2 separate regions of the Mus musculus genome follow, and region 2 is linked to region 1. Evidence: chromatin loops called from intact Hi-C (ENCODE). Cell type or tissue: left cerebral cortex. All regions are shown on one strand. Links, peaks and the distances in the headings refer to the core of each region. The heading gives the core; the rest is flanking DNA.

Region 1 (10,389 bases), core at 1,137-9,136:
CTAGGCCCCGTCCTAGTCTCACAAGGGACAGCTATATCACGGTCCTTGCAACAAAGGCTTGCTAGTGTATGCAATGGTGTCATCGTTTGGAGGCTAAATGGACCATCTAGAGACTGCCATATCCAGGGATCCATCCCATAATTAGCCTCCAAACTATGACATCTCTTGCCTTTAAGTAGCACAACTCCATGTTTTCATGGGGCCTTCTTCTCTATGTCTCTTTGTCTTTTATTTTCACCCTCCTTGAAGAAAGGAGCCACTGTAAGATGTCATCAGAGGGGCTGGAGGAGTGGCTCAGTGGCTGAAAGCTCTTCTTTTCTTTCCTTTCCTTTCCTTTCCTCTTCTCTTCTCTTCTCTTCTCTTCTCTTCTCTTCTCTTCTCTTCTCTTCTCTTCTCTTCTCTTCTCTTCTCTTCTTTCTTTTTTTTTTTTGGGGGGGGTTTGTTTTTTGAGACAGGGTTTCTTTCTGTAGCCCTGGCTGTCCTGGAACTCGGAAATCCACCTGCCTCTGCCTCCCGAGTGCTGGGATTAAAGGTGTGCGCCACCACGCCCGGCTGAAAGCTCTTCTAAAGGACTGAGTTTGCTTCCTAGCAGCAGAGACTCCTCCGAGGGATCCCTTACCCTCTCTGGCCTCCTCGGTCCCTGGCATACACGTGGGGCATACTCACATGAACATGTGCATACGAGTAAAAATAAGAGTTGTAAAGACATCACCCAAGGTTACCAAGTTGGTCTTTTGGAAACTTATAAGAAGAGAATCTTTTAGTTCACCTTTGGGCTCAAGTTCGTAGGCTTTGGAAAGTTGTTTGTTTTATTTTTTTTCCCCACACTGGAAACAGAATGATGCAGCACATTCCATACTGGGATAGTAAGCTGAATATGACTGCGAAATGGACAGCTCATCACACTTGGAGATTCAAGTGTTGCTAGGGAAAGTCCAGACCCTTTAACTGTATAGTCCTTAACAATCAATCACAGGCTTTACACTGCTTGGTTTTTATTATTTAGGTGGCAGGGCAGAAGGAACCCTCCGCTCAGCTAAAAGTGAAGAGTCCCTTACTTCTCTCCATGCAGTTGACGGTAAGACTAAAGTGTCCTCGGATGGATTACATAAAACACACAGAGGCAGCAATGTTATGAATATATACTTAGCAAGAAGGCTGTGAAATATCACTTCCAGTACTATTAGCATTAAGTATGGTTCAGTTAAAACTCATGGATATTTTAATATGGTGTGGTATTTTGGCAACAAATACTGTTTATGTAAAATGGCTGAAATGTTTCAAAGCAAACATTTATATTTGTCAGTGCTTAAAAGTGAGTGTCACTGTTTCCTTTAGATTTGGTAACTGGAGCAGCTTTGAGACTCATTTGTTAATGATGGGTGGTCTTCAAGGGTCATTAGTAGTTGGACCTGGCACCTTAAAGTGAGTCTGCCTCCAAAGGACCAACATCACCTGGCAGATACTGGAGGGAGGTGTGGTTACAGCTTAAGTTAAAATTCAGAATCAGACTTTATGAAAGCAAGTGTTGTGCTAAGCTGTGCCACTTGGATTTGCTTGGAAAGTGAAAAGCCTGTTTTCATTGGAAAAGAAGGAAGGATTTTAAGTGTGTGAATAGAGTGCTTTATTAAATGTGTGTAAATACTTTTTAATTAGGAAGAAGTATCATTTCTTCTTGTCTGGGGTACCATAAGGATATTTCCCCATAATAAACAACCTTTTGTTACTATTTGATACCCAAGGTGCTACTTTCAGTGATGACTTCTACCTTGCAAGTCAAATATGAGACCAGTGATAAAATAAGACACAAAGAAAGTAGGAACATTTGCCCAAAGTCATAGCAGTTGTCAATGTTGAGTTTGGCATACAATCCAAGAGTCTCTTGCCATTTTCTTACCCAGGCTGTGGATCAGCTGTAGTTCATGTGCTTTTTAATTAGTGTTTTATTTAGAAGTTCTTTTGCCACAAATGTAACTGATGTTTGTACACCCAGAGACAGTTCATGGGACGAGAGATTGAAGTTGCATGATTCCTGCTGTACTAGATAGGTGACTAGTGGTGGTGCTGTGTCCTGTGACAGCCATGCTCTGACATTGCTGTCCATTTTTACCAGGTGATTCCAAGTTGTTCCGACCTAGAAGACCCAGATCCAGCAGCGATGCGCTCTCTGCCTCTTTCAATGGCGACGTGCTGGGGAACCGGTGCAATTCCTATGACAATCTGCCCCACGACAACGAGAGTGAAGAGGAAGTGGGGCTGCTCCACATTCCAGCTCTTGTGTCTCCTCATTCGGCTGAGGATGTTGACTTGAGTCCACCAGACATCGGAGTGGCCAGTCTGGACTTTGATCCCATGTCATTTCAATGTAGTCCTCCAAAAGCTGAGTCAGAGTGTCTGGAGAGTGGTGCTTCCTTTCTGGATTCATTAGGTTATACCAGGGATAAACTGAGTCCCAGTAAGAAGGATGCAGAAGCAGGTGGTAGCCAGTCACAGACTCCAGGAAGCACCGCAAGTTCCGAACCTGTATCTCCAGTCCAGGAGAAACTGAGTCCGTTTTTCACCCTGGACTTGAGCCCCACTGACGACAAGTCTTCTAAGCCATCTTCATTTACAGAAAAGGTTGTTTATGCTTTCTCTCCGAAGATTGGGCGGAAGCTAAGCAAATCTCCTTCCATGAACATATCTGAGCCTATTTCAGTGACTCTCCCACCTCGGGTATCAGAAGTCATCGGTACGGTCTCCAATACTGTAGCTCAGAATGCATCACCTACATCTTGGGACAAAAGTGTGGAAGAAAGAGATGTCATAAATAGATCCCCCACCCAGCTGCAGCTAGGAAAGATGAAAGCAGGTGAGAGAGAGGCACAGGAGACCTGTGAACCAGAAGCACAGCCCCTGGAACAGGGGGCAGCTGAAGAAGTAGAGTTGCCAGGGACAGAGGAGCGGCCTGTCCTGAGCAGTCAGAGCAAGGCTGTACCGTCTGGACAGAGTCAGACAGGTACTGTTTGTTCTCCTCCGTTCCTTCTCTAAGCTAAAAGGGGTCTTCCGTCCTGTGTGCCATCTGTGCCTTTTAAGAGAGCCTTCTCCACAGCTAGGCTAGAATCAAAGAATGTTTTTCTGAATGGTGCTGAGGGCTCAAAGCCCTAAACTAAAATGAAGCAAACAAAACTCCCCAAAGGGCCCATGGTCCTGCTGCGAGCCTTCACAAAGGACCCCTTAAGTCTCTGGACAGTCAGGATTCATGGATAATTTTTGCACAACTGTGTAGCTCTTGATTCTGTTTTCTCTTCTAATGCATATTCTATTCTAGCCTTACAAGTTGACAAGCCAGTGTAGCAGTACCATCACAGTCTGAGCACTGGAAGCTTGTGCTCTAAGTGACCTTTTCTAAGTCAGTGGAGGCCTGCTTCCCTCCACCCTCTGTAGCAGTTCAAGAGGACTGGCAGCCTTTAACACTGTGGTAGTTTCCCTTTCAACCAGATGTGGTTTCAGCAGCATTTGCATGTGGGATAGAAGATCATGGATTGCAATTTTGAAATATGGAAGGCATATTTTTATGTTTTTAGTGATCACATGGGGAGTGTTTGGCTTTCCGTATAGGGTAACATAAGCTACCTTTTCATTCTAATTTTTTTTCCCAATTTCCCACTAGGAGCAGTTACCCATGACCCCCCTCAGGATCCCGTTCCTGTCAGTTCAGTCTCTCTTATCCCACCACCACCGCCTCCGAAAAATGTCGCCCGAATGTTGGCACTAGCGTTAGCTGAGTCTGCACAGCAAGCCTCAAGTCAGACACTGAAGAGACCAGGGGCTTCCCAGGCTGGGTGCACTAGTTATGGAGACACGGCAGTCGTTCCATCTGAAGAGAAGCTGCCTAGTTCCTACTCTAGCCTTACTCTAGATAAAACCTGTTTCCAAACGGACCGGCCAGCAGAGCAGTTCCACCCGCAGATCAATGGACTCGGAAACTGTAACCAGCCTCTCCCTGAGGCAGCAGCTATGGGAGGTCCCACCCAGTCCAACACAACTGACTCTGGGGAGCAACTCCACCAAGTAGACTTAATAGGGAATTCGCTACATCGAAACCATATATCTGGGGATCCAGAAAAGGCTAGAAGCACTTCAGCTCCCTTAACAGACTCAGAGAAGTCTGATGATCATGGAAGTTTCCCTGAAGACCACGCTGGGAAGAGCAGCGTGTCCACTGTCTCCTTTTTGGAGCAGGACCAGTCTCCACTCCATTTCTCCTGTGGAGATCAGCCCCTCTCTTACCTTGGTACCAGTGTGGATAAACCCCACCATTCCTCAGAACTTACAGACAAATCTCCCATGCCTTCTACTTTGCCTAGGGACAAAGCCCACCACCCTCTCTCTGGGTCCCCTGAAGAGAATTCCAGCACAGCCACCATGGCTTACATGATGGCAACTCCAGCAAGAGCGGAACCGAGCAACAGCGAGGCCAGCAGGGTCCTGGCTGAGCAGCCCTCGGCTGCTGATTTTGTGGCTGCCACCCTTCAGCGCACGCACAGAACTAATCGGCCCCTCCCTCCACCTCCTTCCCAGAGGCCTGCAGAGCAGCCACCAGTTGTGGGGCAGGTACAAGAAGCACCAAGTATAGGATTAAATAATTCCCACAAGGTAAGCTAGAGAGGAAGTCAGTGAAGTAGTATACTTTTCCCAAGGTATGCCATTCGGTAGGATGTATTATCTTTTAGTCAGATGCGTGTCAGTCAGGTGGCAGATTTCCATGGAATCTGCCATTTGAAGCAGGCGGTCTCTGCCTGTGCCTGGCTATTGGCTTTGTGTAATGACAGAGCAGCCCCTGGTGACTGCAGCTTAACTATCCTTGCTGCTTCTCCTTCCTTCCTGAAGCACTGAGCTCTTTCACGGGGACACACTGACAGAATGAGGCAGAGGGAGCCCAGGGCTGCAGTAGTGATTGTCTTTTCCAGCTGCCTCACTGTTCAGGTGACTGAGAGTGAGTCATGTGACCACCTTGTGACTACCCAACCCTTGATGTCTGTATTGAAGGTACTTCATCTCCAGGGCTTTCAGAGGTCTAAGGAGTGATGATATCTGGAGTTCTTGTTATTTCCCTGCTGTGAGCAGCTGTGTTGCATAGTTCAAATGCCTGCGTTGGGGGGGTGGGAGTGCTAGATACAGAGTGCCAAAGAGTTTTCCTAATTCCTACAGGTTTTGTGGTAACCTTAACCAAAAGGAGTTAAAATTCTGGCCCTTCCTGGAGGGTACTAGCTGTAGAACTTACCTCTCAGGGACAACATATTTTATCTGTGGGCCCACTGACAGGATGGACAAAACGCAGAGGCAGTAAGCCCTCACATGCTGCCACTGCAGACAAGTCACTTTGAAACTCTTCCCTGTATCTGGAAGTTTAAAACTGCTTGCTACATGGAACTGAGTCACTCTGAAACTCCTGCCAGCTGATAAAATCAGCTGCTTTCATTAAATAAAATCTTCTTGGTGCTGAGACCAATAGGTAGGATGTTTATTTTTTTTAGGCCCAGCACTGGTTTTTTTGCCTAATCCTGTCATTGGTTCTGCACATTAAGATACCATTGTAGGCAGTCTCTCTTCACATTTCAACCCTAGCAGGAGTTAGCAAACACTACACATGTCTCCATAGGTAATAGCGTACTGTGTAGACACACACATACTCTTTTTTGGGGGGCTATGGGTCAGGTTCAGTGTAACTGAAGAGCTTGGACAAAGTTTGAGCTGTCACCCAAATAGCCTGGGTTTGCCCCTTATAAATGTATTAGCATTTAGCTTTGAGGGGTTGGTGTTAAACAACAGACTCTTAACATCGCTGTCTTCCCACAGGTCCAGGGAACGGCTCCAGCTCCCGAGAGGCCACCTGAGTCTCGGGCCATGGGTGACCCCGCACCCATCTTCCTCAGTGATGGCACTGCTGCTGCCCAGTGTCCCATGGGCGCCTCTGCTCCTCAGCCTGGACTGCCTGAGAAGGTTCGGGAAAGCAGCAGGGCTCCACCACTCCACTTACGTGCTGAGTCTTTTCCTGGCCATTCCTGTGGCTTTGCTGCCCCAGTTCCCCCAACACGGACAATGGAGAGCAAGATGGCTGCTGCCTTGCACTCCAGCGCTGCAGATGCCACCAGCAGTTCAAATTACCACTCCTTTGTCCCTTCGTCAGCCTCAGTGGATGATGTGATGCCCGTGCCACTCCCCGTCTCACAGCCTAAGCATGCTTCTCAGAAGATAGCCTATTCCTCCTTTGCTAGGCCTGATGTCACCGCAGAGCCCTTTGGTCCAGAAAACTGTTTGCATTTCAATATGACTCCAAACTGCCAGTTTCGCCCCCAGAGTGTTCCTCCACACCACAATAAGTTGGAGCCACATCAGGTATATGGTGCCCGGTCAGAGCCACCAGCCTCCATGGGTCCTCGTTATAACACCTATGTGGCGCCGGGAAGAAACATGTCTGGACACCACTCCAAGCCGTGTAGTCGGGTTGAGTATGTCTCTTCTCTGGGCTCCTCGGTTAGGAATCCTTGTTGCCCTGAAGACATTCTACCTTACCCTACCATCCGGAGGGTACAGTCCCTCCATGCACCCCCACCTTCCATGATCCGCTCTGTTCCCATTTCACGGACAGAAGTTCCCCCAGATGATGAACCAGCCTACTGCCCAAGACCAGTCTACCAGTATAAGCCATACCAGTCCTCCCAGGCCCGCTCAGACTATCACGTAACTCAGCTTCAGCCTTACTTTGAGAATGGACGGGTCCATTATCGCTATAGTCCGTACTCCAGCTCCTCCAGCTCCTATTACAGTCCTGAGGGGGCCTTGTGTGATGTCGATGCCTATGGCACAGTCCAGCTGCGGCCCCTCCACCGCCTGTCCAGTCGGGACTTTGCTTTCTACAATCCAAGGCTACAAGGAAAGAACGTGTACAACTATGCTGGTTTGCCTCCACGCCCACGGGCCAATGCAACTGGCTATTTCTCTGGTAATGACCATAATGTAGTCACTATGCCCCCCACTGCTGACGGAAAGCACACCTACACCTCATGGGACCTTGAGGACATGGAAAAATACCGCATGCAGTCCATCCGCCGAGAGAGCCGAGCACGGCAGAAGGTAAAAGGGCCTATCATGTCGCAGTATGACAACATGACACCAGCTGTGCAAGAAGACTTGGGAGGGATCTATGTCATCCATCTGCGCAGCAAATCAGATCCTGGGAAAACTGGACTTCTCTCTGTGGCAGAGGGGAAAGAGGGACGGCACCCAGCCAAGGCTGTCAGTCCTGAGGGGGACGAGCGTTTCTACAGGAAGCACCCAGAGTCCGAATTTGACAGAGCCCACCATCATGGAGGGTATGGCAGCACACAGGCAGAAAAGCCATCCCTCCCGCAGAAGCAAAGCAGCCTTAGGAACAGAAAGCTTCACGATATGGGTTGTAGCCTCCCAGAGCACAGGGCGCATCAGGAAGCAAGCCATAGGCAATTATGTGAATCAAAAAATGGACCACCTTATCCCCAGGGAGCTGGCCAGTTAGATTATGGGTCCAAAGGGATGCCAGACACTTCTGAGCCAAGCAACTACCATAACTCTGGGAAATATATGACATCAGGGCAGGGGTCTCTAACCCTGAACCACAAGGAAGTGAGGCTTCCCAAAGATCTGGACAGACCTCGAGCCAGGCAGCCACCTGGCCCTGAGAAACACTCCAGAGACTGCTACAAGGAGGAGGAACACTTCTCTCAGTCTATGGTCCCACCCCCCAAACCAGAGAGGAGTCACAGCCTAAAACTTCACCATACCCAGAACCTGGAGAGGGACCCCAGCGTGCTATACCAGTATCAGACACACAGCAAGCGCCAGAGCAGCATGACTGTTGTGTCCCAGTATGATAACCTGGAGGATTACCACTCCCTGCCCCAGCACCAGCGAGGAGGCTTTGGAGGGGCGGGCATGGGGGCCTATGTGCCCTCTGGCTTTGTCCATCCACAGAGCAGGACATACGCCACAGCATTGGGTCAGGGGGCCTTCCTGCCCACAGAGTTGTCCTTGCCACATCCCGACACGCAGATCCATGCAGAATGAGCCCCGGGAGCAATAGAGTTGAAGCAGCCTCTGCTGGACAGTGGACTGTTCTATTTTTTTTCCAATAACCAAAAAGATTTAAGAAAGAAAAAAAAGCTACAAACCCCTTGGCCACATGAAAGAAGTATAATAAAAGCAAATCACCACCTTCCCCTCCCACTCATTACCGCCTTATCCATCACAGGCTGTGCTGTTTGTCCTTACAGAGAGCTGGATGATGTAAAGTGCTGTGCTGAAAGCCTAGTAAAGAAGTTCTCGCCGGCCGTAGACCCTACTTGCTCTATAGGGCTGATCTCTAGGACCCCAAGGACTGCCTTTAACCCACTGAATTTAACTTTGCCCTTCCTTCTTAGCACTTGCAACCTAGCTCAGAGCAGTTTGCCTCTATTTCCTGGTGGGCTTCCGCATTTCTTGTTGTGTTCCCACTCCCCTGTCCAGGGCCGTGTAGCCTGCCCAGGTGGACTCTCCACTCTTTTCTGCTTTCATTATCCCTCTCCACAAAGGAGTCTAGTATTCTAAATTAGAGAGGAGAAAAACTCCCTGATCCTTGAGCTACGTCACTTAGACTGCTAGTGGATTAAAAGGTAAAGGAATTAGGATTTTCAGCATTTAGTGCCACATCACTGTAAGTAGCAGGTCCAATGTGAGCCATATTCCGCACTGTCAATAATTGTTCTCTTGACAGGGTGGGAGCTCCTAAGGAGCTTTCTTTGAAAGATGAAGTTCATATGTATTGTCAGTGAACTCTGCTAACATAGAGCATCAGTAGTGCTTCCAGTGTGCTACCAGCCTGCATGGCCCACAACAAGATCCGCACACTTTAGTGCCAGTACAGAATCATCCACAGTGTTCTCCTTAAGAAAGGACAGCGTGTCTAACTACAGAAATCCGTTTTCTAGGGATAGAAATGTACACACTATTATGTTTCTGACCTAGAGTACAGATCCCCTGGGAATTTGTAGGATCCCTAGAAGTTGTCTGTTAGGCAACTGTACATTGTTCGTTGTTCCTCAGTACACAGTCCGTCTCATCCACTGGCATTCTGGGGGTCGCGTGGTTTGGCTCCCCTCATTGTGCGGTCACAGGCTTGCTGCATTTGTCACCGACACCAGCATTTCAGAATAGTTCTTTCTAACTCTCTAGACGTGTTAAACATGTGAATGCCCAGGACTTTGTTTTGAAAGTTGCATTCCTTACTGGGTTTGGGATGTGGCACCTCTGGCCCAGCTTCCCTCTGGTTTTCTCGGCCCATCTCACCCTAGACAGTGGAGACTGGTCAGGCAGTCCTGTGTTTAGATTGAGTTAGATTGGCATTTCATTCCATAAATCATGATGATACTTGAGTTTTGTACATTTGTATCTTTTAAATACTCCGTAGGAGACACAGGAGATTTCATTCCATTTACTGGATGGTTGCTGCTCTGGCTTTTTTGGATTAGAGTATCTTTTATTTAGAGCAAAGGAAGAAATCTTTCAAGAGGCTAAAGTCCTGCTGCTGTGACTGCTGTGAATTTGTGAAAGATTAGGTTTATGGCAGTCTTTGTAATTAAATCATATAGTTGCATTTTAAGGTTATATATTTAGAATTAAAGTTTTAAGAACATGCTCATATTTGGAGATAGTCTACGAGGTTTTCTTTATTTCCCAGATTGACCAGAGAGTAACAATGAAGTCCAAAGCAGATATCTGGAAACACCAATACATGCAAAGGTCTATGAGAACTTGGGCATCTGCATTAAAAGTGCAGACCTGACTATCAGAGTGTCCGGAAACCTGATGGGTGCCGCCACGTGGCATACAGATGTGTAGATGTGTTGGCAGACACCTTTTTTAAAATTTTTTTGTAGCCTTAGTCATCTTTTTTGTCAAGGAGGCAACTCATTGGCCTCTGGAAGACTACACCAGCCCTGAACACTATCCTTAGCAGCACAGATGGAGGGATAGAGGCCAGTGCCACAGTGAGTGAGACAAGTTGCTTCTGTAACTTCAGGCCTTGCCTGAAGAGAAGTGCTACAAGGTCCAGGCCAATTTTGATATTTGTGGATTAGTTTGTCACACGTAGTGTTTGCTCCTGAAACTAAAGTCTCTTTTATAAATACTAAGGTTGATTCCTTAGAACAACTTCTTTATTAATAACATCCTTTGGGTTCAGAAATGTCAGAAAAAGTATTTTAAAGATAGAATCATAATTCAGATTATTGGTATAATTATGAAAACAAACTTTAGATGAAGTCTAAAGTGATTTACTGTATGTAGCACCAGCCTTAACTTTGGATTCAGCTATTGAACAGCTTTGCCCAC
Region 2 (10,389 bases), core at 1,537-9,536, 310 kb before region 1:
CCAAATATGAGAATAGTTGTTTCATTGATACTTTGTAGTATTAGTTTGTCTCCATTGTGTTAATTTCTTCCTGGTCTTCTTATTTCATTCAATGTTATGATTTGGTGTTTGGTTATGGTTTGCTGAGCCTCTAAAACTCATAATTTATTTGAGATCTCAACTATTTTTTAAATGGGTGTATTCGTTGTTGCTAGTTTTATTTTAAATGTATGAGAGTACTCTGTCTGCATGTACACCTGCATGCCAGAAGAGGGCATCAGATCCCTTTATAGATGGTTGTGAATTAAACTCAGCATCTTTGGAAGATCAGCCAGTGTTCTTAATCACTGAGTCATCTCTCCAGCCTGTTTTCTTTCCTTCTTTGGTTTGTTTGTGGTTTCTGTTTGTCTGTTTGGTCTGTTTGGTTGATTTTTGTTTTTGTTGTTGTTGATGTTGTTGTTGTTGATGATGATGATAATGTCTTTGGGTTTTCTGCTTTGGTTTTTTTCGTTTTTTGTTTTTGAGACAGGGTTTCTCTGTGTAGCCCTGGCTATCCTGGAACTCTCTCAGTAGACTGGACTGGCCTTGAGTGCTGGGGCTAAAGACATGAGCCATCACCTCTGGCTCTCTTCTACTTTTATTCATATGAGTATACTGCAGCTGCCTTCAAACACAAACTAGAGGAGTGCATAGGATCCCATTACAGATGATTGTGAGCCACCATGTGGTTGTTGGGAATTGAACTCAGGAAGAAGTCATTGCTCTTACCCGCTGAGCCATCTCACCAGCCCTCTCTTCTACTTTTTAATGTAAGCTTTTGTAACTATGAATGTCTTTGTTAGTACTGCTATCATTATGTCTCGGGTATATTATGTTTTTATTTTCATTAAATCCTATAACCTTTTCAATTTTCTTCTTGATATCATTAACGACCCACTTATCACTCAGTAGTGTTATATTCACATTTATGTAGTTTCTGTCATTTCTCTTCCAGTTTTAATCCACTGTGACAAGATAGAATACAAGAAATTATTTCCACTTTTCTATATTTGTTAAGGTTTTCCTTGTGTCCTATTTTAAGATCTATTTTTAAGTACACTACATGACTGCTTAGGATAATGTATATTCCATAGTATTTGAATGGAATTATCTGTAAATGTATATTATACACACTTAACCTATAATGTCATCTCTGCCCTTTTGTTTTGCTTTCACCTCTGTTTTGTTGTTTGCTGTGTTCCTCTGTTACAGATTTTTCTGTTTTGTTACTCGTTGTGATGACCCGTCTCTGAATGCAAGTGGGTTATTGAAGTTACCCACTATTATTGTGTTGGGGTAAATTTGTATCTTGACATTCAATAGTGTTTGTCTTATGAAATTGGGTATGCCAATGTTCAATGTTTATGTTTGGAAATGTTACACCATCTTGATGAATTCTTCCTTTAATCAGTAGGAAATTACCTTTTTAAAAAATATCTCCTCTGACCACCTTTGGTTTGAAGTCATTTTGTCATATTTTATCAGATATTATAATGGCGATGCCTGAATGCTCTTTTAGTTTATTTGTTTGGAATGTCCTTTTCTTTCTTTATGCTCCAAGCTTGCTTGTCTTTAACAATGAGGTGTGTTTCTCATAGACAGCAAATAAATGATGTTGTGTGGTGCTTGTTGTTGTTGTTGCAGTTTTACTGTGCTTTGTTTTGAGAAACAGTCTTACTCTATAACACAGGCTGGTCTGAAACTCAGGTGTCTATGGTCGTCTGAGTGAGAGTGGCCCCCATATGCTCATGTGCTTGAATAGTCAGAGCCCTGTTGGAAGAACAGTTTGGGGAGGATTAGGAGTGGACTTCTTGGAAGAGGTGTGCATGAGGGGCTGCTTAGGGATCAAGATATGAGCTTTCAGCTGCTCTTGACACAATACCTTTGCTGAGCCATCATGGACTCTATGCCTCTGAGACTGTGAGACTAATTAAACACGTTCTTTTATACGTTGCCTTGGTCATGGTGTTTTATCACAGCAATAGAAAAGTAATAAAGACAGCATCCTCCTGCCTCTTAAGTACTTGGATTTACAGGAATAGCTAGATCTTGTTTTTGTTTGTTTGTTTGTTTGTTCAACCTGATAGTCTGTCTTATGGTTGAGGAATTGAAACCTCTAGCATTTAGTTGTTACTGAAAAATATTTATTAATTTCGGCCATATTTATATTTCATAGTGTTCACTGTTTTCCTAACCGTCGTTTACTAACTGCCATCTTAACAGCTTTATCTTTCCTCTGTCCTTATAGATGTGTTCCTCTTTCTCTGAAGGGCATAAAATCCCTTCAGGTATCTTCTGCAGTGTTGGTGGCCATGCATTTCTTTGGTTTATCTAGCTTATGTTTATTCTGGACAATTTTTGTTCCTCCATAAACTATGACAAATAATTCTTCAGGATATAGTAACCTGGGTGGGCAGTAATTGACTCTCAGAACTTGGCTTAAATTGTCCCATTCTTTCTGAGCTTTTAGATGAGAATTCTGCTGGAATTCTGATAGGTTTACGTTTATATAGAACTGGATGAGTCGTTCTTACAGCTCTCAGGATTTTTCTTTTGTTCTTTATACTTAGCACGGTTACTACATGATATAGGAAAGGCTCTTTCTGTGTCCTGTCTGCTTAGTGTTCTAAATGCTCCCTGAGTTGGTAAGGCATTTCTGTATCTAGATTTGAGAGGGTGGTTTGTTTTTGTTGTTGTTTTTGCTATTGTTGTTGTTGTTGCTGCTGCTGCTGTTGCTGCTGCTATTATGGTATAAAATGCCTTTATCCGAAAGTTCATTTTCTAGCCCCATGATTCATAATTTTTTTCTTTAATGGTGTCCTGTAAAGCTCATATGCTGAGATGGCTAGTTCGATGTCAGCTTGACACAAGGTAACATCATCTGGGAAGAGGGAACCTCAATAAAGAAAATGCCTTTATAAGATTTATCTTTAGGCAAGCCTGGAGGGCATTTTCTTAATTAGTGATTGATGGGGGAGGACCCAGCCCATTGGGTCATCCCTGGGCTGGTGGTCCTGGGTTCTTCTACAGGAAAGTAGGGGGAGCAAACCACGGGGAGCAAGCCAGTAAACAGCATCCTCCAGGGCTTCTGCATCGCCTCCAGGGCCCTGTGTTGTTTGAGTTCCTGCCCTGACTTCCTTGGCTGACAACCAGTGATGAGGAACCATAGGCCTAAAGCTCTTTCCTAGGCATGTTGTGTTGGTCATGGTGTCCCGTCACAGCAGTGGTAATCCTAACTAAGACATATGCTCTGTTCATTCTCTATCCGAATATTCTTGCTAGTGTCGGAATGTAATAATTTACCCATCTTGTCTTCCACCACGGATATTCTGCCTTTGATCTAGTCTATTGGTGGAACCTTATACTGATTTGTTATTGAGTTAATGGACACTTTATTTCTTTCTCTTTATTAAATTTATGTTTTATATCCTGTATTGACTCCCTAACTTCATGCAGCTCATTATTTGCATTCTCTTTTAATTTGTTTAGGAACTTTTTGAATCCCCTTTGATTCCATTACACATTCTTAGAATTATTCTCTTGAATTCTTTGGGATTTAATCATTCTCTTTAGAATCTCGTATCAAGGAATTAGCACTATTCAGAGGGATCAGCTGCCTTGGTTTTTCTCGTGTTTCTTGTATTTCTACATGGGGACTTTTTCATCTGGTGTAGCCTCAGTAGCTGGGTTTTATGTATTTCAGCTGTGTTCGTTCAGTATTTTCGTTTTGCTGTTTTGGTTCAAAATAATGTTTTTAGACAATATACCCTGATCCAATTGAAGTACTTATGAAGCTCAGATGAAACTAGGTTGAGGTGTTCTGTCACCCTGAGGGAAGGAGAATGTGTTCTGCTGTTAAACCCTCCGGCATGTGAGAACCCCAGGTCCTCTCTGAGATTCGAGTGTCAGCTGCAAATGCAGCCACAGTCGTGACTCTGAATAAAGTGACAAGGACAGCACTGCATGTGCTGAGGACATTAGTGTCCAAGACTAGGAAAGGCAGGGAGGCAGACTGAGCACAGTCCCCCAGTACCCTCCCCTCCCCCACCTCCACACCTGCCCCAGTATCTCAGCCCAGGCTCTCTTCAAACACATTTGATACCTCATCTTGAACTTAGGATTCCCCCTTTTCTCTGCCTCCTAAGTGCTAGAATTACAGACATACACTCCCACATCCAGGTCAGGAGTTACTATTAGACCAACTGAGAAGAAAAAAAATCCAGGAGGAAAAGTAGATGGAGATAGGAAACTGGGATCGAGTTAAGACACTCGAATTTAAAGATGATTAAAGCCAGCCAGGCAGTGGTGGCTCCTGCCTTTAATCCCAGCACTCCAGAGGCAGAGGCAGGCAGACCTCTGAGGTATAGAGAGGCCAACCTGGTCTACATAGTGAGTTCCAGGACAGCCAGGGATACACGGAGAAACTCCTGTCCCAAAACGACAACAACAAAAACAAAGCAAAACAAAATGAAAAACAAAAAAATGCAATTTAAGCCACAAAAAATTTAAAGAGCAAAAAGGGGGAGGGATGGCAAAGACAGAGAGAGAGAGAGAGAGAGAGAGAGAGAGAGAGAGAGAGAGAGAGAGAAAATTAGGTGAAGATAAGGGAAAAGTACACAGATGCTGTGTGGGGAGAGAAGGTGATAGAACGGATAAAGAAACATACAGAATAAGCATAAGCCTTAATGAACAACATAAAGACCAATGCAAAACCATGAAGAGGAATATAATTTTTAAATAAAGTAATACAGATTTTGAAAAATATAATGGGCAGGTATGATGGCTAATTGGGTAAAAGAGCTTGCTAAGCCTGGAACCCACATAAGAGTGGGTGTTGGGTTTCTAAGTCGGGTTCTGATGTTCCACGCCCCTCTGTTGGTCACGTTTAGAGCTTGAATACTCGCCTTTCATTGTGTTTCTTGGCGTCCACTTCTGGAGTTCCCCCAAGTTTGGGATTAAACCAGTTCATGTGTGAAGAATCCACCGTCTGTCACCACAGTTCCTCAGTCCCGTGTTCTCGGCTTGCCCAGGCTATGCTGTCAAAGACAGGTTCATGAGTCAACAGGTCAGCTGTCATCCCGTGTCACTTCACAGAGTATGTCCAACCACAGTTTCTTTTTCTTCTCTTTTTAAAACTTACTTTACTAGTTTGTGCGTGCAGGTGCAAGTGTATCTGGGCCACATGCATGCAGGGCCCACCCAGAGGGCAGAACAGGGTGTTGGATTCCCTGGTGTTGGGTCCCCTGGGACTGGAATTAAGGTGCTTGTGAACTGACTTATTGGTGCTAGAGAGGAACCCAGGTTCTCTGGAAAAGCAGCAAGTGCGTGCTTAACCACCGATCCATAATTCTAAGCCCAACCCCAGTTTCTTACTAGACACCTTTTATAAATGTTTTCTCACATTTTGTGGGTTGTGTTGTTTGGGTTTGTTTGTTTTTTGTTTTGTTTTGTTCTGTTTTTTCACTTGTTAAAAGTTTTTTGAAGCACAGATGTCTACATCTTGTTGGGGTCTTTTTATTCTTTTAGTTTTCTTTTGTGAATTATGCCTTTAGTGTGGAGTTTAGCAAGGCTTTGCCAAACACAAAATCTCTTAAATGTTCCCACATGGTATGAGGAGAGGGTCCTCCTTCCTGTGGACACCAGGTGTCCAAGTAGCATTTGATAAAAAGTTTATTTTATCAATCATACTGTCTTGACACTGTTACAGAATCAACTAACCTGAACCCACATGGGCTCACAGAGACTGACCCACCAACCAAAGAGTACACAGAGGCTGGATCTGGGCCCCCTACACATTTGGAGCAGATGTGCAGCTTGGTCTTCATGTTGGTCCACTAACAACTGGAGTGGAGAGTGAGGGGCTGTCTCTGACTCTGTTGCCTGCCGTTGGATCCCTTTCCCCTAACTGGACTGCCTGGTTGGGCCTCAGTGGGAGAGGGTGTACTTAAGTCCTTCTGGGTCTGGATGCCCCAGGGCAGTGGTACCCAAAGTGGGCCTCTTCTTTGAGGAGAAGGGAGAGGGTAATGGGGGAGAGATTTGTAAGGGTGGGACTGGAGGTACTGACCTTCAGAGACTTGAGATTAGTACAATGGCGCCTTCCAGGAAGTTCTTCGTTGGGGGCAACTGGAAGATGAACGGGAGGAAGCAGTGCCTGGAAGAACTCATTTGCACCCCGGACGCAGCCAACCTGCTGGCAGACACCGAAGTAGTTTGTGCACGGCCAACCACTTACATCGACTTCGCCAGTCAGAAGTTGGATCCCAAAAGCTCTGTGGCTACACAAAACTGCTACAATGTGAACAGTGGGGCCTTCCCTGGGGAAATCAGCCCTGGCATTATCAGAGTTAGGAGCCACCTGGGTCGTGCTGGGGCACTCGGAAAAGAAGACACGTCTTTGGAGAATCAGATGAGTTGATTGGGCACAAAGTGAACCATGCCCTAGCAGAGGGACTCGCGGTGATCGCCTGCATCGGGAGAAGCTAGGCGAAAGGGAAGATGACATCACTGAGAAGGCTGCTTTCGAGCAAACCAAGGTCATCGCAGATAACGTGAAGAACTGGAGCAAGGTGGTCCTGCCTATGATCCTGTGTGGGCCATTGGGACTGCGACCCCTCAACAGGCCCGGGAAGTACATGAGAAGCTCTGGGGATGATGGGGTGGCTCAGTGCACCCCGATCGTTGATGGAGGGTCTGTGACTGGAGCAAGCCAGCCTGACGTGGATGACTTCCTCGCATCTCTCTAGCCTTTTTGTGGACACCATCAATGCCAAACAATGAGCACTGTCCAACCCTCTCCCTGCCTGCACAGCACGGACAAGGTTGCCCAGAAGTTTAGTAACTGCTCCCACCAGTCACATGCTTCTGATGACATCATCTGTCCCGTCTTGTGGCTTAACCCACACTGTACCCTCCTGAGCCATTTACACTCCCCATAACGGTTGAAACCAGGCCAGTTCCTTTACCACTTACAATGGGTGGAGTCAAGTATGTCACAAAGTGACTTCTTGAGAAGGGAAGGAGGAGAACTGACTGTACTTTGGGCCCTAACAAGTGAAATCGCCATCCATTGGTTTGGGATGGAAACTCATGGCTGGAGCACAGGAAGTGGGCTTCGTGTCACTTTGGCCTGTCACTTACATAGCCTTGGCTCTCTAGCTTCACTCTCAAACCCTACTGGATGTCTGATGCAGAAATTCAGAGCCTCTGGGTCTGAATTCAGTATACATGAAGGCCGAGACCCTCTTACTCTAAGAGGCCTGGGATGGTCCCCTCCCCCACAGTGCCGAAGCCGTGTATTGTGTTTGTGAACCATCCTACAGGTAAGGGAAATAAACACCTGGGCATTAAAAAGGTGGGGGGGGGGGGGACGGGGACTGGAAGGAGAAGAGGGAAGAGGGCTGCAATCAGGATGTAAAGCAAATAAAATCGCTGCATTAGGATAAAAAGCCAAGTGAACTTCCTGCCCCACTTAGTCTTCTTGTCCAGTTCAGGTTGCTGTGCACCTACTACAAAGCGAAAAATCGCCTTTCCTGGCTACTTTCTTTTTTTTTGGGGGGGGGGGGGGTTCGAGACAGGGTTTCTCTGTATAGCCCTGGCTGTCCTGGAACTCACCCTGTAGACCAGGCTGGCCTCGAACTCAGAAATCTGCCTGCCTCTGCCTCCCGAGTGCTGGGATTAAAGGCGTGCGCCACCACGCCCGGCACCTGGCTACTTTCATTTTGTTCCCATGTACCTTCTCCGACAATATAATGCAAGATGCATAAGTAATAAATGACTTAAGGTGACAGTATCTGTGTTCAAGGATATTAAGAGGAGTAAACACATTGTGAAGATTTTGATCTCTAGTGCATTTTGGTTGTGTGAAGGAGAAATGTATCATATTAAGGGAACATATGTCTTTTTAATGTTTGTTATATTTTATTGATTTAAATAGATGTACAGGGGTAGCATATTGACTTCAGACAACCGCTGATGGCTAGTTTTATGAATCAACTTAGCTAGGCTATTGTTGTAGGTACTTTAGTTGCTGTGATAAAATAGCACAATCTAAAGTTATTTATGAAAGAAAAGGTATATTTTGGCTTGTAGTTGAGAAAGATAAGAGTCCGTTGTGTAGGGGAGCACAGAAGCAAAGAGCTAACATCAGATGTGACTGTAAGAGCCGGCACTGAGAAAGCACATTTCCATCTATGTAAAGGAACAGAGAGAATGAACGGAACGTGGAATGTGTATGAACTCTAAAACTCACCCCCAGTCAGGTTGTACCCCCGAAAGGTTCCACATTCTCCCCAAGCAGTGCTCCATGCACTCAATATTTGAACCTGTGAACCTATGGGGGACTGTGGTAGTTTGACTATGCTTGGCCCATGGGGAGTGGCACTATGAGGAGGCGTGGCCTTGTTGAAGGAAGTGCGTCACTGAGGAGGTGGGCTTTGAGAGCTCCTAGTGCTCAAGCTCCTCCCAGTGCAAAAGAGAGAGCTTCCTCCTGGCTGCCAGAAAAGCCAGTCTCTTCCTGCTGGCCTTCTGATAGATGCAGAACTCTGCAGCACGCTGCTGTGTTTTCCATCATGTTGATAATGGACTAAACCTCTGAAAGTGTAAGCCAGCTCCAATTAAATGTTTGTCTTTATAAGAGTTGCCTTGGTCATGATGTCTCTTCACAGCAATAAAAGCCTAACTAAGACAGGGACATTTCTTATTCCAACCACCCGTGGTTCTTTAAAGGAGTTCTGAAAGGCTGCTAGGTAGCTTCAATGCCCTGGATTCTTACAGAAGCAAACTGAAAACTAAGTCCCATTTTCTGAAATGAGAAACAGAGAGAGATGATCTAACTTAATATATCAGAAATGAAAAGAGGGACATTACAATCAATGCTGAGAAATTCAGAGGATCAGGAAAACATACTTTAAAATTCTGTATTTTACCAAATTAGAAAAATTTTTGAAAAATGAATGAATTTCATATATATATATATATATATATATATATATATATATATACACATGTATACATATATATTTATATATATAAAACCACTAAAGTTGGATTAAACTGAAATAAGAAATTTAAACAGACCTATAGCCATCAGTGAAATAGAAACAGTAATTAAAACTCTTTCAACCAAAAGAAAAAAAAAAAAAAGCCCAGGGCCAGATGTAGTTAGTGCAGAATTCTATTAGACCTTCAAATTAACATCAATATTCTTCAAATTATTCCACAAAAAACCATTTCCTAGTCTTTTTATGAGACCACTATTACCCTGACACCAAAATCACGCTAAGACCTTCTCCCTAAAAGGAAATTATAGAACAATATCCCTTATTGTTCTATATATAATCATAGATACAATATATAATAATAAGTATAGATATAAATATTCCCAATAAAATACTTGAAAATAAAATCCAAAAAACACATCAAAAAGATTATCTGCCATCATCAAATTAACTTTATCCCAAAGATGCAAGAATGGTTATATATATATGTGTGTGTGTGTGTGTGTGTGTGTGTGTGTGTGTGTGTGTGTGTGTGAATAAACATGAATAACCATATAAGCAGAGAGAAAAATAATCACATGATTATCTCATTAGATTCAGAAAAGGCCTTTGACAAAATCCAGCAGACTTCATAATAAAAGTCCTGGAGAGATTTGGGATACAAGGGCACACTCTAATAAACACTCAATTTACAATAAGATCATAGCCAACATCAACCTAAATAGAAGAAACTCAAAGCATTTCCACTAGAATCAGGAACAAAATGTTCACTTCCTCCATATCTATCTAATTTAGTACTTGAAGTTTTAGCCAGAGCAATAAGATAACCAAAGGAAATCACGTGGATACAAATAGAAGAGAAAAAAGTCAAAATATCTTTATGAATCTCCACTATACAAAGTGGACCTAAAAACACCTCCTAGAAACTTCTGTGACTGATAAACAGTCTCAGCAAAGTAAAAAGACACGTAGTTAACCCTTAAAAGTCAGTAGCTTTTGCAACTGGTGGTACTACAGAGTGGTGGTGGAACACACTTTTAATCTCAGCACTCAGGAGGCAGAGACAGGCAGATCTCTGAGTTGCAAGGCTAGCCTGTTCTACAGAGTGAGTTTCGGGACAGCCAGCGTTACACAAAGAAACCTTGTCTCCAAAAAAGGAAAAAAAAAGAAAATTAGTAGCTTTTCCCCCCAGGGAGAAATTAGGAAAACAGTACCTTTCACAATAGCCACAATAGCCTCAAACCATACGTGTGTGTGTGTGTGTGTGTGTGTGTGTGTGTGTGTGTGTGTGTGTGTTTTCATGGATCAGGAGGATCAGTAGAATTAATATTGTGAAGATACTATCCTGCCAAATCAATCTACAGATGCAATCTCC

Evidence for each region. Hi-C counts contacts between places; a loop is a spot of excess contacts. Peaks named below come from ENCODE experiments on the same cell type or tissue, not always from the same donor. Only the 100,000 strongest peaks of a DNase experiment are listed, where the experiment ranks them.
Region 2: it touches region 1 in a loop (3-fold over the local background); 5 of 42 quality-filtered maps call a loop at or near these places.

The regions. Positions count from the first base shown.
Region 1 is chr9:32,253,061-32,263,449 of GRCm38, forward strand. It overlaps Arhgap32 (Rho GTPase activating protein 32), which reads left to right. Exons shown (of 23, transcript NM_001370958.1): 20 at 1,007-1,078; 21 at 2,114-2,998; 22 at 3,653-4,638; 23 at 5,842-10,389. The coding sequence ends at 8,088. Among named protein-coding and RNA genes, the nearest start is that of Kcnj5, 86 kb to the right of the region's middle. In left cerebral cortex, for the core only: no CTCF peak of the experiment used is centred there; no DNase peak of the experiment used is centred there.
Region 2 is chr9:31,942,271-31,952,659 of GRCm38, forward strand. It overlaps the pseudogene Tpi-rs4. Among named protein-coding and RNA genes, the nearest start is that of Barx2, 34 kb to the left of the region's middle. In left cerebral cortex, for the core only: no CTCF peak of the experiment used is centred there; no DNase peak of the experiment used is centred there.